2 separate regions of the Homo sapiens genome follow, and region 1 is linked to region 2. Evidence: chromatin loops called from intact Hi-C (ENCODE). Cell type or tissue: CD4-positive, alpha-beta T cell. All regions are shown on one strand. Each heading gives the region's core, and the rest is flanking DNA. Links, peaks and the distances in the headings are about the cores only.

Region 1 (2,919 bases), core at 314-2,813, 48 kb before region 2:
CTCTACCCAATTTTTTTTTTTTTCTGAGACAGTCTCACTCTGTCACCAGGCTGGAGTGCAGTGGCATGATTTCCGCTTACTGCAACCTCTGACTCTGATTCAAGTGATTCTCCTGCCTCAGTCTCCCGAGTAGCTGGGATTACAGGCATGTGCCACCATGCTCAGCTAATTCTTTTTTGTATTTTTAGTAGAGATGCGGTTTCACCATGTTGGCCAGGATGGTCTCGATCTCCTGATCTCATGAACCACCTGCCTCGGTCTCCGAAAGTGCTGGGATTACAGGCGTGAGTCACCGTGCCCGGCCTCTCCACTCAATTTTTGAGCCCATGAGAGCTAAGGCTGTGCCTGCTGCATTAACAACATCAGTGCCTGGTGTGTGGGGATACCCATTTCACAGAGAATGGATGAGTGAACGAGAGGCTGAATGAGTGATGAGTGGGTGGACGAACCAATAGTAGGAACACACTACATCTACTGTAAACTGGCAGAGGTCTAGCATTAAGTACAAGAAAGCCCACCCCTTTGATTGCTGGGCTCAGGTCGATCTTGGAAATTGATGGGGAATCACTATCATGGCGGCCACATCTGGCTCAAGGCTTTCTCTTGTGGCTGCAGTACCTGACCTCCTCCAGGTCTCTGTGCTCTCTTTCAGGGTCTTTCCCCACAACAAATCTAGACAGATCAGAGATCCACTTCTAGAATTCCATCCTTAAAGGTTGTTCCTTGAAACCACTTCTGGTAAGAAAATCTCCATTAGGTTTGCATCAATAAAACAGGGCCACTACAAGTTTGAGAGTGTAACAGATTTATGATCAGAATTAGACTTTATGCATATGTGGGAGGAGCTGAGGAAGACAAGGTCTGGAGGAGAGAAGTCAGAAGGTGAGGGAGCCAGTCAGTAGTCAGGGCTCCTGAAGCTCTGGGCAGGACAGGCTAGAGTGGCAGGGACATGAGAGGATCAGAGCATACCAGGACATGCAGTGGGACCTTGAGCCGGGAGCACAGGAAAAGGCCAAGGAAACCTGCTTCTGGGGAAGCTGTTCCTTGTCTATGGGGGCCACCCCTGCAGGTGCACTGCCAAACACTGTGGGCAGCCTGGCTGCTGTTGGCCAACATTTGGGAAGATGAACTGGACACAGGGTGCAGAAGGAACAGGACTTCCGAGGTCTGTTGGATGCCTCTGTATCTGCTGGTCACTGACTCTCACTGTCTGACCACAATGACTTGCCAATTGTTATAGTGACTGTTTTATATCTGTCTTCTAAATTTTACCAAATGTATCCTTGACCATCTCTAACCAGAATGATAACAGAAATGGCATTCTGGGAAAGTCAGACTCTTCATTTGCAAAGTTGACTTAACACAATCCAGCACAGGATGGATTCTCCCAGATTAAGGCATCAGATCACACAACTGTCTCGACCTGCCACGGTCCATGGACTCCTCTCCGGGGGACACCTGTGCTGCCCAGGTGAATGTGGACACAATTTGTATGTAGATGTTCCAGACGCTGGTGACTAACTTTTCTTTTAATACTGTGTCTGAAGTCTCTCTCACCCAGAGGGTCTATATATGTATGAGTATATATGTATTTATAAATATGTATGTGTAATTTCTCCTTAGAAGAAAATGTCATGATGACTACATGGCTTAATGGCATTTATTTATGAAAGAGCTTTATTAAAAATAATTAGAAAATTTGAATTCTATTCTGAATTTTTCCTTGGGAGTGTCCTGAGAGCATTTTTGACCCTACCGACCTTTGTCATGTGTGTATTTGGCAGCCTAGAGTGCAGCAGTTATTGGCGCCATACATTAGGGAGTTAGACTGGAGATGGCTGCAAAATGACTGACTCTTAGTGTTATTCACTCTCACTCTGGGCCTCACTGGAATGTCACAGACTACCATCGAACAAATGGATTCCCAGTATGAAGAATATTAGGAGATAGCAATGAGGAAACATGAGCACAAGCAACAAACATTTGAAGTGCAAACCTGAAGACTCGAAATGTTGGCATTATAAGATATGAAAGTTTGGTGAGCTACATTTAAATGAACATGACGGGGAACTGAAACTAGGAAAAAGACAATGCCTGAAACCATCAACTTTCATAACAATTGTCAAAAAATATATCTAGGAATGCCTCATACAATCACTGAAAACAAAATGGAAAGTCAAACAGTTGATTAGCTCCTCCTACAGAGATTTTTAGTGATTTCAAAGATGGATCTGCAGGAGTGATCTAGAATGCAGCATGGAAAATGAAAAGTGAAATATGAAAGAAGTTAGAGAACAGGGAAGAAAAAAATGGATGTTTCCCATATATTAGAATATGCATATTTTTCATAATTTCCCATTTTTTGTTGCATATGATTGAATTTTCAGACAGATAAAATAGGTAGAATGTTATGAAGTGATATTTATGAGATGTTAGCTGAGAAGTTTTTTGAGGTGTTTAAGGACCTAAATTCAGAGTTTCCAGAATCACAATGAATCTCAAATAAGGCAGTCAAGTCATAAGCAAATTGTAGAACATGACGGACAAAGAGAAGATTTTGAAAGCCATCAGAAAGAAAAGACAAATACGTCCCATAGGAATAGATGGAGAACAACAGTAAGTTAAGACAGTGGTAAAAATAACCATTAGCTCAATTATCATTCTCCTTCATTTAAGGTAAGATTGATTAAAAAAAATAACTTTTAGAAGGGGAACATGAAAAATGACCGCTGTGAGTTTGCTATCAAGGTTTCTTTTCTGAATTACAGTTAAGAAAGGTGGGAAATGATCCCAGAAGAAAGGCATGAGGGCAGTTCGTGAGGTAACCCAAGTGATGGGGCTGCCCCGTTGGGCACGTGTGACTGAGGGAATGGAGGAGGCTGGGGCATAAATGGGGATGGCAGAGGGGACCCTGAATTG
Region 2 (2,919 bases), core at 271-2,770:
TAGTTAATGGGAAATGGCTAATGGATAGAGGTTGGAAGAATTCAGAGAAGCAGACTAGCAAAAGCCTAGATTGCTGAAAACAGAGCATTAAGGGCATTTCTGGTGAAAGCTCAGGGGGAAATGAGGAACAAGGTATCAGAAATTGAAGTAAATGCCATCCTTCTCATAAGTAGCAAAAACCTTGGCAACATTGTGTCCTGTTCTAGGACTTTATGGAATATAAAATTATGAGCCATTAGCTAGGATATCTGCTGAAAGAAATATCTAAGCTGCAAAGCATTCAGGCCACTGTGTGACTACTTTTAGGCACCAGGCAATTTAACCCAGCAAGAAGGCAGCCAAGGGAATAGATTTTGCAAACCAGCACAGATGGTGACACTACCTCCCTCTGCTGTCCTGTCTCCCATAAGCCAAACTCACTCTGAAGTTAGAGAAAAGAGGAGACAGTTAACATGATACACTGGAGTCAGCCTGTGAAGGCAGGGTGGATCTGGAGGGATTAACATAAACTTTCCAGAGCACTACATATAGGATGGCCTTGAGGGTGTTGAGTCCAAAGCTGGCTAGGTCTGTGGTGTGAGCTGATAAGGCCCTAGATTTATTTCTGGGGAATCTGCACTCTTAATAATTTACAGACAACACAGGTCTGCTTTGGATCTGATCAGATGGACTAAATCTTGGGGCCTCTGTACCGCTGGCCACTCAGGAAATGGGTTGGGAATGTTGCCTGGGACAGGAAAATATAGTAAGAAACCTTGGTGTGAATCTAGCTTCAGAAAGATGATGTGAGGAGAGCAAGGAAGAGCTGGAAACTGATGGTTTAATCACAGGCTCCTCACCATCTGCTGATAGGCAGGTGTGCGAGCTCCAGCATGGAGCACCGCAGCACTAGGTCAGAGGAGGGTGATAGGGTGATGGGGCAGCCTGTGAGCTGGGGCAGTTAGGCAGAGGAGCAACTGTATCACCACAGAAGCTTCTGCCTTCACCCATCCCTCCAGCTCGGCAGGACAGGTAGAGAGTCCAGTGTCCGTGGAGCACTAGACCTAAGGAAGGCTGCATAGGGAAGACACAAGACAGTGACATCACAGCATACCCCTCCCATCAGGAAAATCAAGGCCCAGAACTCACTCAGCTCTTTCCCAGGAGGACCAAGCCCTGAATCAGGTGCAGTGCTGCCTGCCCCACTGTGCCATGGGCCCCGGGCTCCTCTGCTGGGTGCTGCTTTGTCCCCTAGGAGAAGGTGAGTCCCGGGCACAGGACAGCTGCTCCATTCTCAGCTTTCCCACCCCTGTGTCCTCCACTTTACCTTGGGGAGGACCTCCAGGCTGTCTCCAGTGCTCATTATACATCTGCTTTTCCCACAGGCCCAGTGGACGCTGGAGTCACCCAAAGTCCCACACACCTGATCAAAACGAGAGGACAGCACGTGACTCTGAGATGCTCTCCTATCTCTGGGCACACCAGTGTGTCCTCGTACCAACAGGCCCTGGGTCAGGGGCCCCAGTTTATCTTTCAGTATTATGAGAAAGAAGAGAGAGGAAGAGGAAACTTCCCTGATCAATTCTCAGGTCACCAGTTCCCTAACTATAGCTCTGAGCTGAATGTGAACGCCTTGTTGCTAGGGGACTCGGCCCTCTATCTCTGTGCCAGCAGCTTGGCACAGCCCAGCAGAGTCACTGACATTCTGTATATAAACTTCCGCCTTAGCTTTGACTTGAGAACTGCAGGCCCCACCCAGGTTTCACTCCTTCAAGGGAAGCTTTTAGTTGTTTGGAAGGCATGTCTTGTGTCCTACTGAGGGCAGACCTTTCCCAACCAATAGAGCCCAGGTTTCCTGTGCCCTGAGTGTGCCTGCTTCTGTGCTGCAACTTCTTGTAGTTTGTCACTTCCTGGATAACTTCAGTAGAAGAGTGACTGTTGAGCCCCAGATACGTGCTAGATTCTTCGTATTTGTTACATAGCTTAAGGGCTTTCCACACTCTTGCACATCAAACATTTCTATTCTTCCTTTATAGATAGAAGGCTCAGGGACATTGAGTCATTTTCCCCAGTGTCTCTTGGCTTGTAAGGATCAGAAGTAGGAAACAAACTAGTCCATCCATTTTCCACCTACCCCCCTGCTCCATCATCACCTTCTGCATCCTGGTCAGTAAGTCAGAGCCCTCGCACTGCCCTCTAGTGACCAGCAGGGCTGCAGTAGACGCTCAGATGCCTTCAGGGGTCATTACTATGGCCTCTTCATTAGCAACTTTGAGGAATGTTAAATTTAACACTTTTTAAAAATCATTTATATGCATTCCCTTTGTCTTTCCCCAGTCTGCAGCTTATGTTTTCACTTTTATGGTGTTTTTTTGATGCACAAGAGTTTAATTTAATGCAACAAAAACTAAAATCAATTTTGTTTGTGTGTAGACAAAAACCGCTTTCTTATATAAATGTCTAAGCGTAGTTTTATCAATTTATTCTAGTAAAATTTAAGCTTGGATTTTCACCACTAAGAATAAATGTACCTGAAGTATATCTTATGTAAGAAATAAGATAGAGACCTAGGAATGGGAGGGAAGGACATATGTTCAGTGAAGAAGTAATAGCCTGTCAAAGAGAGCCCTAAAGTAGACCCCCAGAGCTGATGGTGGAGAGGTAAGTGGAGGGCAAATGATCATGAACCTTGTCCGTTTGTTACCTTGTAGAAGAAAGGCAGCCAGGAGTGGAGACCACATGGGTGAAGGTTTATGACTTGACTGTAGGTTGAAGGTGGCAGCAGGTAGAGGGAGGACTAGCAGGCAGAGGGCAGAGTCACTGGCTGGCAGGGGCAGTGGCATCATCAGTTGACTCTACTGACATCCAGGAATTATGTTCCCAATGCGCAAGTTGAAAAACTCCCCACAATTTGCCTATTATTCCTTGACCCTGCCATGA

What was found. Peaks named below come from ENCODE experiments on the same cell type or tissue, not always from the same donor. Only the 100,000 strongest peaks of a DNase experiment are listed, where the experiment ranks them.
Region 1: it touches region 2 in a loop (2.2-fold over the local background); 16 of 110 quality-filtered maps call a loop at or near these places.

The regions. Positions count from the first base shown.
Region 1 is chr7:142,470,800-142,473,718 of GRCh38, forward strand. It overlaps TRB. Among named protein-coding and RNA genes, the nearest start is that of MIR11400, 2.3 kb to the right of the region's middle. In CD4-positive, alpha-beta T cell, for the core only: no CTCF peak of the experiment used is centred there; no DNase peak of the experiment used is centred there.
Region 2 is chr7:142,518,899-142,521,817 of GRCh38, forward strand. It overlaps TRB and TRBV5-7. Among named protein-coding and RNA genes, the nearest start is that of MIR11400, 46 kb to the left of the region's middle. In CD4-positive, alpha-beta T cell, for the core only: no CTCF peak of the experiment used is centred there; a DNase peak (open chromatin) is centred at 1,673; H3K27ac peaks cover 1,419 bases.